Regions from separate parts of the Homo sapiens genome. Here region 1 is linked to region 2. A link is an interaction called in ENCODE POLR2A ChIA-PET data of the cell type or tissue named here. Cell type or tissue: GM12878. All regions are shown on one strand. Links, peaks and the distances in the headings refer to the core of each region. The heading gives the core; the rest is flanking DNA.

Evidence for each region. ChIA-PET counts read pairs that join two places held together with the same protein. Peaks named below come from ENCODE experiments on the same cell type or tissue, not always from the same donor. Only the 100,000 strongest peaks of a DNase experiment are listed, where the experiment ranks them.
Region 1: POLR2A ChIA-PET joins it to region 2 with 7 read pairs; 8 of 35 experiments call an interaction of 5 or more read pairs at or near these places.

The regions. Positions count from the first base shown.
Region 1 is chr6:16,430,342-16,435,722 of GRCh38, forward strand. All of the region lies in intron 6 of ATXN1 (ataxin 1), which reads right to left. Among named protein-coding and RNA genes, the nearest start is that of GMPR, 190 kb to the left of the region's middle. RefSeq lists an enhancer at 2,229-2,288. In GM12878, for the core only: no CTCF peak of the experiment used is centred there; a DNase peak (open chromatin) is centred at 2,000; H3K4me3 peaks cover 423 bases; H3K27ac peaks cover 3,438 bases.
Region 2 is chr6:16,486,579-16,491,959 of GRCh38, forward strand. All of the region lies in intron 5 of ATXN1 (ataxin 1), which reads right to left. Among named protein-coding and RNA genes, the nearest start is that of GMPR, 250 kb to the left of the region's middle. In GM12878, for the core only: no CTCF peak of the experiment used is centred there; no DNase peak of the experiment used is centred there; H3K4me3 peaks cover 3,793 bases; H3K27ac peaks cover 4,155 bases.

The sequences.
Region 1 (5,381 bases), core at 70-5,069, 56 kb before region 2:
AAAAAAAGAAAGGGAAAGAAAAAGAACACCGTACTGCGACCACTAGTTATTAACAGCCCAGCCTGTGGTACACAAAGCTGACAGTTATTATGAGTAATTAGCACAAAGGAAGGTTCTGTATACACACTATTTCCAGACATGTTTTTGAAACAAGGGCTTTGCCTTTTACCACCAATAATTTGTCTTGTTGTATGTTGTTACTTACACAGATGTTCCATGATTTTTTGCATATGGCTCAGCCAAAGAAAGCTTTTTCCCCTTCCATTTTTGGGAAAGATGCAACTGACTGTGTAAGGGAGAGGAGAATGTCTAGTTTTTACATAATGTCTATGGCGATGATAGGGGTGCAGTGGCTGGTGCTGCTGGTGTGTGTGTGTGTGTGCGCGTGTGTGTGTGTGTGTATGTGTGTGTAGTAACAAGATTCCCCACCCAATCTTGCCAACCATATTTCATCTAACTCTCTTGACTGAGTCATTCCTATGGGATTAGGGAGTACTGCGTACATCCAAGGTTCGTGGTGTTTGCTGAGATAACACATTATCAAAAGCCTCTCTAAAAAGGGTTGAATATTTACAGAAGAAAAAAGAGGCGGGAGAAATGTGAATGCATTTGAGATTTTTTTGTTGTTCTTTCTTGGCAGTCTTTACAACTGACAACAGCAGAGCCCTCTCATGTTTCTATGACCTTCCTCAGCACAGTCCGGAATGCACATGTACGGTATCAGAGAGCAGCCCGCCTCCATGTTTTCTTGGGAAGGAGGGTCTGTGCAGATGTGGGGTTTTTTTGGGGGAAATGGGTGTGGGGGTAGGAGCAGGAGCGTAGATAGGAGTGGTGAGATTAAATCCAAGCATACCAGGTTTTTAGAATAGAGAAATACAACTGGCTGAAATTATCAGGGAGGAAGAGCAGACTAAAAAATATACATCTCTTTTATTGCAATACCACCAATTGAGAGAACATTCTGCTGGGGGGGATGTCTGCCAAGGACTTCTAATTCAGTTTGTTCCACCCGTTTTATTTTTAAACTCGAGTGCAGATTTTATTCCTGGAATGTTATAAGATTGGTGTGGGCAGAAATGGGCAAATTCACTTCAGAAGTGCTTTATAACAACTTGGAAAAGACCCTCTAAAATTCTCCAAGTACATTTTAGGGGTGAAGTTCATTTCTCTCTTTTCTGAAGAAAGCTGCCTTGATTTTGCAGAAGTAAAACTCGAGTATAATTTTGAAAGCATTTCAAAATAGTGATGCTATCTATTGGGTATTTAACTATTTTCCAGGGAGTATTATAACAATTTGCATAGTCTCTCATTTAATTCTCACAACTACCTCATCACCCCCATTTACGGGCAAGAAACTAAGGCAGGGAGAACTGCCAGAGTTGAGTTCAAATCCAGATCTCCACGATATCAAAATCCTTCTTCGCCACTATGCAACTGTGCTTTCGTGTATTCATATCCAGGACATCATAAACTATCAATACAGACGATGTATTAAATAAATATACAACTTGGCCATCAGGCTACTATTTATCATTCTAACAGGATGGGGGCAAAAGCAGATTCCTTAGCCTGCTTTTCTGATGAGAGATCGCGGGGGAGCCAAAGGCAGTTTGCAAAAGAGGACCAGTCTCTGCGCAGGAGTTTTGGTGGTAAACATGTGAGGGTATCCAGAGAGTGATGGAAATGGTGGATAATCTATTTATTTTGAAATACCAAATGGTACTAATATAAAAACTTGTTCAACCTACTTTGGCAACATTAAATATGAAGGGAATGTACCTTCTTCCCCTCCTCCAAAAGTATTTACTTCAAAAATCGATTTCCTCTGTCACTGGTTATTGCTGCATTTTGCTCAGTGGTTCTGAGAAACCGCATGGAAAATCACAATGTTACACTCGTTAAATTGACCCTGCAGGGCTCTACCACCAGTACATGCATCATCCCAAGAGGTAAAAAGGCAAGGCTGCCAGGCTCATGCTGAGAATATCATCATGAAATCAACGAGGATATGCAAATCTCTCTGTTCCATAGCTCATTTGCATGGTTTTCATTGGTTTTGTAGAACCTCTATACTAAATGTCAATTTCCTTTTCTTTCCTAAAGCTTATTAGCTGTGTGTGATGTTTACAGCTTGAAGACCAAACAGATTTAATAGTTAAAACATTTAAACTATATAATTTAAAAGCATGCAAGGAAGAGGGAAAAAAAGAGGCTCTGATGTAGATCAAACATGTAGATATATTTGTGCTGTTAAAATATGCTTTCCAAGTTTGGAAGATGCGGAGGCCTCATGCATGTCTGTGCACACATAAGCACCACCACAAAATTTGCTTAACCTATTTCTTTTTTCTTTTCTTCTCTTCTTCTTCTTCTTTTTTTTTTTTGCAATGATCTAGAAGAAGCAGAGACATTTGCTTATAAACTATGAAGGGCTTGAACCCAGCCACTGAGTACACATTTTACTCACAATGAAATCTGCATGGAAGCCTGCCAATGTCTGGGCTGACATTCAAACATTCCAAGTTTCTATGTATTTCAATCTCTCAAAACTAATGTTTTAAAACTCTTGATATTTTCTGAGGCACTACACAGTTCAATCCTCACCTCTCAGTTCAGAGTGAATATACAGCAATAATTCTGCTTGAAAGAAGTGCAAAGAAGGTCTTTTGCTGTGCAGCATGTAGCTCGATCTACCGCAACAATACAATGAATAGGTTATGGGTTTTGTATTATTATTTTCCTTTGTGCATCAGATCTAGAAACAGGGTGAGAAAAGAAGGTTGAAGAAATCTTTTAAAAATCTATAAATATTTAAATATTAGTTACATAGTAGACAATGTCCTATAGCCATGCTTTATGGAATAAAGCATAGAATCTTTTGCATTTCATGTGGCATCTGAGTACATTATCTACTGCTACTAGTTATTAGTTCACAGCTCTGCCAAGAGGTAATTGGTGATCCACACCTTCTGAATACTTCTTTTTGGGAACTTTAGCACAATTAGCTGATACCTCAAATTTCACCTGGACCGCAACAGAAACAGCTGTTCAACATTAAATTAAATTTTATAGTTGTTGGCTTTAAGGAGGATAAGAAGAACTGAGTGCTCCAAGGAGATTTTAGAGGTGGGCAAAAAACAGCAACCTGCCCCTACAAGCAAAGAGAGATGTCCCTCCTGGTTAAGCACCCCTTTGTCACGTGCAGCCCAGAGGAAGTTGTGATAAAGCATCATTTGAAAGTTTTAATGCCGTTGGGGCTACAAGCACATTGTCTTGATGGAATTCAGCTGTACAGCTCCTTACTGTCAAATACGATCCATTCTGTTTTAAATTCCTTTAACTGTGACAGGCAGCATGATGAAACAGGTGCATTAAGTGCATGAAACAGAACAAAAGTAAGAAAAGTGCTCAAAGGAAGGCCAGAAATAGTGAAGCCAGAGTGACAGTCTGCAGACCTGGGTCTCAGCAGCTCCGCCCAGGAGTTCCTGCCGGAGCTCAGGCGAGCCACGGATCGGCTCTGTGCCGCTACCTCCTCACCTGCCAAACGAGGGTCACGACGCGTCCTCTAACCTCAGAGAATTTTTGTGAAATTGAGAAACTTACAACAAGCACTCAGCAAACATGGATGCCAAACTATTATCTCATAATTCAATGTGCCCAAATCAGACTGAAACAAGTAAAACCCCAAATTAATTTGACACCATATGCTATGGGTTACATTTTCCAAAAGCCTTCGGAAATTGGCATTTATAATATTTGTGGGTTCATCCTTCTCCATGTACAGAAACATGTGCACACATCAAAACAGACCCAGTTAAGTCTTAATTATCTAGTGGAAGATTATCCAAGATTCTTACTGTTTCTCCCTTTTCCTGTTGCCCATTTTTAGCCTTTTTTGGCAATTCCTCCACTATTAAAGAAAAGAGATGGCATGCAAATCAATCAACCCCTTTCCTTCTTCACTGTAATTTCAATTATCTGTGCTACCTCAGCCTCCGTTGGCATGGATGGGCGAGGAGGTGCTATCTTTGTCCTCAGAATTGGATGGAAAACATTCATCTGTGTTATTGGGAAATGATGTGAACTTAATTTCTCTTTCCCTTCTAAAACTTTGCTTACTGAATGGAAATGTTCCTGAGATCTGTTTATTTGGTTCTATATTTATGTACCTCCCTTTTAAAATAGAGAATACATGTTAATGTTTCTTTGATGACTCAGTGTGTATTATCGGTAACAGTCCATTCATGATGTTGCCATACCACACAGCATAATTTTCTATCTGCTTCTGATTGATTCTTCATTCTCCCTTGATCTCAGTTTGTCATTTAATACATCTAAGTTTTTCACTCAACAAATCAAATACTGATGGAGAATCTGCTATACACCAGGCACTGTGCTGCTAGGAGCTGAGGATTGAACGGGGAGAAACAGGAAGCTCCCTGCTCTCATAGTGCTTCTTAGTTGGGGAGAAAAGACATTCATGATATAATCACATAAATACCTATTTTTATATGTAAAAAATGTTGTCAAAGAAAAGAACGGGGTGATGGGAACAGTTGGAAGAGGTGTAAAAACTCCAGAGAAGCTGTGGCTCCTAGAAAGAAGGTAGGTTTTAGGACTAGAATGGTGATAGTGGGCCGGAAGAGAGAGAGTGCATTCGAAAGACACTGAGGAGATTGCATCAGTAGGACTTGGTGACACATTAGATGCAGAGGAAGAGGGACAGAAATGCTTCAAGGAGGACTTTTAGGCATCTGTCTTGGGTAACTAGATGATGCCAATGGCTGAGATGGGGAATTCTTGGGTAGATGAGGTTTGGTGGGATGGTGATTGTTATAACTTTGACTTTGAACGTGCTGAGTTCAGGTGACATTGTGATACCCCAAAGGAGGTGCAGAGTAGGTAGCTGGAGACACAGGCCCGAAGATGATGAGAGGTCTGGCCTAGAAACATGGATGCAGGAGTCATGGATCCATCAAGGCACTGTGAGTTTGGATGAGATCATCTAGCAGAACACTTAAGTGGAGAAGCAAAGTGGTCTAGAGACTAAGCCATGAGGAACTCCAACACTTAGAGGCGTAGAAAGCAGGTAGAAAGGGAACACCTGAAGACTTAGGAAGGAGGGGCCAGAAAGGGATGATGGCACCCGAAGACAGTGGTGTTCAGGAAGCCAAGGGAGGAAGGTATTTAGACAGGAGGGGGAGAGCAGAATTGGCAAAGCTGTGGAGAAAGTGAGATGAGAACTCCTATTAAAAACACACAACTGGTCCAATGACATGGGATGGCATGGAAATCACTGATGACCAAGCAGGAGACAGGGGTGGACCGCAGGGGAAAAAGAGCAAGCTGAAGCCAGCTAAGGAATGTCCTCGGGCCATCTC
Region 2 (5,381 bases), core at 309-5,308:
ATACAAAAGCCAGCACTGGTAAGGCACCAATCATCAACTATCCCGGGAGCATCCAAACGTCTGCATGCCCTACTGTGCTGAGTTTCAGGAAAGAATAGGAACAGAAACGAAGAATCTGGAATCTCCGGGAAAAAGAAAGTGAAGGCATCACGCAGGAAGCTAGGAGAAAGAGTGTAAGGTGGGCAGTAGGGCACATGCAGGAGCGTGGTTATTTGGTACACGGCTCCCTCAGATTGCTGGTTTGCAGCGTTTCGTGCACTGAATGTTTGCGACACTGTGAAATTTTCCACTTGGCTGTCTGCCATTTCCGCCCACCGAAGACAACACTTACACCCACCAGAGTGGCACAGCGAGGCCCTGCTGGAAAAGGATTGGATAACTTTTTGTTTATTTGCTGTTGCTTTTAATGAAAAGACTTATTCATATCCTGATCATTAATATTTTCCACACCTGGATTTCTTGATTTTTTTCCCCCTTTCAAGGCTGACCCAGGAACAGCTTCTCCTGGAACGATACTATCAACTTATTTCGCCTTGTATACTTTTGAGAAGCACACTTGAGGCAAAGGAACTTGTATTAGCAGCTTTGAGGATGACAAGAAACAGAATTTAAGTGCTACACTAGAATCTTGTTGCTTCCCAAATACATCATCGACAAAGGCCAGTCATGTTTTTCCTTTCAAATCATGAGCATGCACAGAAAAAACAGTTGTAGTATTAGCATTGTGGGTGTCATTAATAGCATTTCTGAGGAAAAAAAACAAAAAAGAGTGGTCCTTTATCTCTAAAAAAAGGCAAGAATGAATAATAACAAATCTTAGATTTGGAATTGGTAACACACTGACAAGTATATCTCAAAATAAAGAACTAATAAAAAATGGAGAGACAAAATTGGGACAGAAGAGAGAAAGGAGGTGTCTGCTACTCACATAATTAACCATCACTTTCATAATGAATACAGTTTACCAAGTGCTTTCTCATTAATTAAATCATTCGCTTGATACAATTTTACTTGGTACTTGCTAAATCCACCAGGCTCTGTGTTCAACTGGGGAATACATGGTAAACAAAATAGCCCAGGACCCTGCACCCAAGGAGCTCACTGCCTCAAGAGGGACAGAATTAAATAATTATATGAGTTTTAGGAGATGCATAAAATTTGAAAACTGGATAGGCAATATGAAGGAAAAATGAACATTGTGATTTGTAGTCATGATGGGGGTACCTCACTTAGAAGGAGGGTCTCAGGAAGGCTTCTCTTACAAAACTAACATTCGAACAGGAAAGTCAAAAATGAGCAGAAGTTAGCCAGGCATCAGGTTTCCAGGTAGAGGAAACAGTCTGTATTATACGAACTGATCTAGTGATGTACAACTGTGTTCTGTTATTTCTCTCTTTTTTATTTTGCCATTTCAACTGAGTCTCCTTGAAAAAGAAATGAGTGACACAACTGTTCTCCATACCTTGAAATAAGAGATGATTCATCTTTCTGACTGCTAGGCCATCAGAGCAACACACACCTTCTCTGTGATTAATTTCGGTGAGAGGAACACCCCTGATGCAGGTATTATTCTTGATGTGACAGCAAATAATGACCCTGCTCTCTAATGCACCCCAAGTCACTCCGTTATCACAGTGAAGTAAAAGGAAGCTCTCTTGTTGACACCTGCATGCCACAGCTGAAGTTAAGAAAACCCTCCCCCAAAAAGGACTGAAAACAGATCACATTACTTGTAGACTTCTGAAAAACATCTTTAGGACCTTGGATCAGGTACCAGATTTCTGGCTTCCCCTTGATGATTACGGTATTTTTACTATTTCTCTCTTGGACTTAAACAGCTTTTATGCCCACCGTTAACAGTGTTCCGTCAACCTTCTCTCTTGGTTCTTGGTTCAGTGGTCTGTTTACTTACCCACATGAGCCGCAAGCAAGGTGCAAAGAAATTAAAAGCAGTGGAAATGTCATGTTCATCTGAAGTGTTTTCTTCTTCCCTATCATCCCACATCTGGCTCAACTTAATTCTTCCACTAAGGAAAATCAGTAGTTTGCTTTCTTCATCCTACAACATTAAAGCATCATCCAACAGGCTCATTCATGTTCTCCCCATGAATGGAGTAAGTCTGAAAGCCTGTCTGAAACAAATATGCCAAACTTCTATTTGAGTCTCTTTCCATTTAAAATGTCCAAGATAAAATGTAATTTATCCTACAAGCTTCTTATACAAACAAAAATATTAACAATATTCCACATTCAAAGTCTCAGAGTATAAACCTTCACTTTGACCTGGCAACTTTGACACACTCAGAAAGGAGAGAGAGAACAAGAAAAAGCACTTCCTGAAGCCAAGGTGTCCAATATCTTGCCATCGGACCTGGGAAATTACGCCAGGCTGTCAGTTTCATCCTCTGCCTAGAGGAGAAAATGACACAATGCCAATTTCTCCTTCCCCTGACTGCCCACAGCACTTACAGTCTCTACCACACATTCTGACCCAAGGTCCTTTTCAGTTCAGCACTTTGTTATACTGTCTTTTTATACTCCACTGGATTTATTTAAGTCTTGAAGGCTCAAAAAGTTTCTAAGCTCTCTGATGAAAGAAACCTTGCCATGCCCTTCTTTTGCAACCTCCTAACAGCATCTAGTGGAAGAGCCTGGATTTAACTTAAATGATCCATATCCAAAACCTGTTCTAGGACTTAACCCTTACTCCAAAAGAATCACCAGTCTACAGCTATGCTTTAAGCCCATTTCACCTTTCTCTGTCTTCCAGGGACTTGAAAGTCTGATGATGCCTATCATCATCATGTGTCAGCCCTCCACAAACTCAAAAAAAATTAAATTACAACTTAGCCTTTCTATTCTGTTCTTCCAATCCATTACATCTTAAGTCATTAGTGGAATTTGAACAGTTGTCATCTCCTTTCAAGATTTACAAACTCCCCCATTTCCTCATCACCAGCAGCTTACATCACTAGCTCTCATAGCTTCTCAAAGCCACTATTAAGGAAACCTTCATGGCATGTGGAGGGGAGATGCAGACCTCTGAGGCAGTGATATTCAAACTTGAAGCAGCATCAGAAATGGCTGGAGAAGGCCAGGTGCAGTGGCTCACACCTGTAATCCCAGCACTTTGGGAGGCTGAGGCAGGAAGGTGGCTTGAGCTCAGGAGTTCAAGGCTGCAATGCACTATGATCACGCCACTGTACCCCAGCCTGGGCGAAAGAACAAGACTCCGACTCAAAAAAAGGAAAGAAACGAATAGAAATGGCTAGAGGGTCTTGTTAAATCAGAGAATGCTAAGACCCATCTGTAGAATTTCTGATTCAGTAGGCTTGGGGTGGGGTCAGATAATTTGTATTTCTGACAAGTTCCCAGGTGATGCTGATACTGCTGGTCCAGGGACCAGACTTTGAGAACCACTTCTCTAAGGTTAAATGTTTCTGTCAATTACAGGGCCAGAGAGATGCTGAGGATCTTTTGAGTACATTTAATCACCATTTGATAGCTACATTGAAAGCAATGATACCTGTCTATTTCAAAGAAGCGACAAATGACCAAAAAAAAAAAAAAAAACCAAAAACCAAACAACAAAAAACTTCACACACTATATTACCCAGGTTATTACACTGTGTGTGGCCTCTCTACTTGGAGTCTGAATCCATTCTCCTCCTACTGGTTCCAGATCCTGCTGGGGTCAACTCTGCTCCCAACTTCCCTTCAGTCTTTTTCCTCTCTACTGGAAATTTCTCACACTCCAAGCATACTCAGTCACTGCTATTCCTAAAAGAATTTATCCATACCCTAATACAGTCCCAAATGGCTGTCCTCTCTCTTCTGTTTACCAACAAACAGTTGTACTATACATTCAATGCCAGTATTTCACCGCCTACATCTTAAAACTCTGGAGCTTGATTTCCACCACTTTTCTCTGTGTTAGTAACCTTCCTTCTCCTCCAAAGGTCAAGAATGGTTTCCTGCCTTCTAAATGCAGTGACCTTTGCTGAGTCCTCCTCTTAACTTCTCTAACAATGTCTGATACAGTTCACTAGTAATAGTTCCTTCCATTTTCTTTTCCTTTTATTTAGTAGACTAGCATTTTTGCCTGAACAGCATCTTTTCTGGAATGATCTCTCCCCTTGGCTGTTATCTGGGCTGGGATGACTTCACACATTGGCCTGGAAGATGGACATATGACCCAGGTCTGGGCAATCGTAATACAACAACCCTCCAGCCACAGTGACTGGCCTAGGGGTAGGCATGTACCCAAGGCAAGCCAATCAAAGGCCTCTCTCAGACTACCTGGAACTAAGAGGAGCAACACACTCTTTCCTAGTGAGACCACGGGAGCATGATGCTACTAACAGCTGGTTTCTTTAGCCACCTCTTACAGAAAGCCCACTGGAGAAGGAAGCTTCCCAGTACAGAGAAAAGCTGAAAGACAGAAAATCTGAGTCCTGATGACAGTAAAGTCCCTTGGATTTAGCCATGCCAGAAGTTAGACGGATCCCTGGATTTTTTTTTTTTTTTTTTTTTTTTTGAGACGAAGTCTTGCTCCATCACCCAGACAGAGCAGTGGCACGGTCTCACTCACTGCAACCTCTGACTCCGAGTTCAAGCAATACTCCTGACTCAGCCTCCCGAGTAGCTGGGATTATAGGCATATGCCACCACACCTGGCTAATTATTATTATTATTATTATTTTTTTTTTTTTTTTTTTTTTTTGATACAAGGTTTCGCTCTTGTTGCCCAGGCTGGAGTGCAATGGCGCAATCTCAGCTCACTGCAACCTCTGCCTCCCAGGTTCAAGCAATTCTCCTGTCTCAGCCTCCTGAGTAGCTGGGACTGCAGGCACCAGCCACTACGCCCGGCTAATTTTTGGTATTTTTAGTAGAGACAGGGTTTCACCATGTTGGCCATGTTCAAGACAGGCTGGTCTTGAACTCCTGGCCTCAAGTGATCCACCTGCCTCAGCCTCCCAAAGTGCCGGGATTACAGGTGTGAGCCATGGCGCCCGGCCTGATCCCTGGAATTTTTAGTTATATTATGATAGACCAAATTCTAACGTAGCCCACAAGATTGCCATGTCCCCTGCCAGACACACACCTCTTCCCAGTTAGTCAGTGGGACAGTAATCAAGGTTCTGCTGTTGTGAAGGGATTTTGCAAATATAAGTGAGGTCCAAAGTCAACCAACCTTAAAATAGAGAGATTATCTTGGTGAGCCTGATCTAATTAAGAGAACCCTAAAAGGGATGGGGCTTTACCAGGAATGAGATTCAAAGTGAGAGAGGACATGTTGATGGAGGAGGCAAGTCATATGGCAAGGAACTGAAGGTGAATGCCAGGACCTGAGAGTGGCCCCCAGCTCACAGCCAGCAATG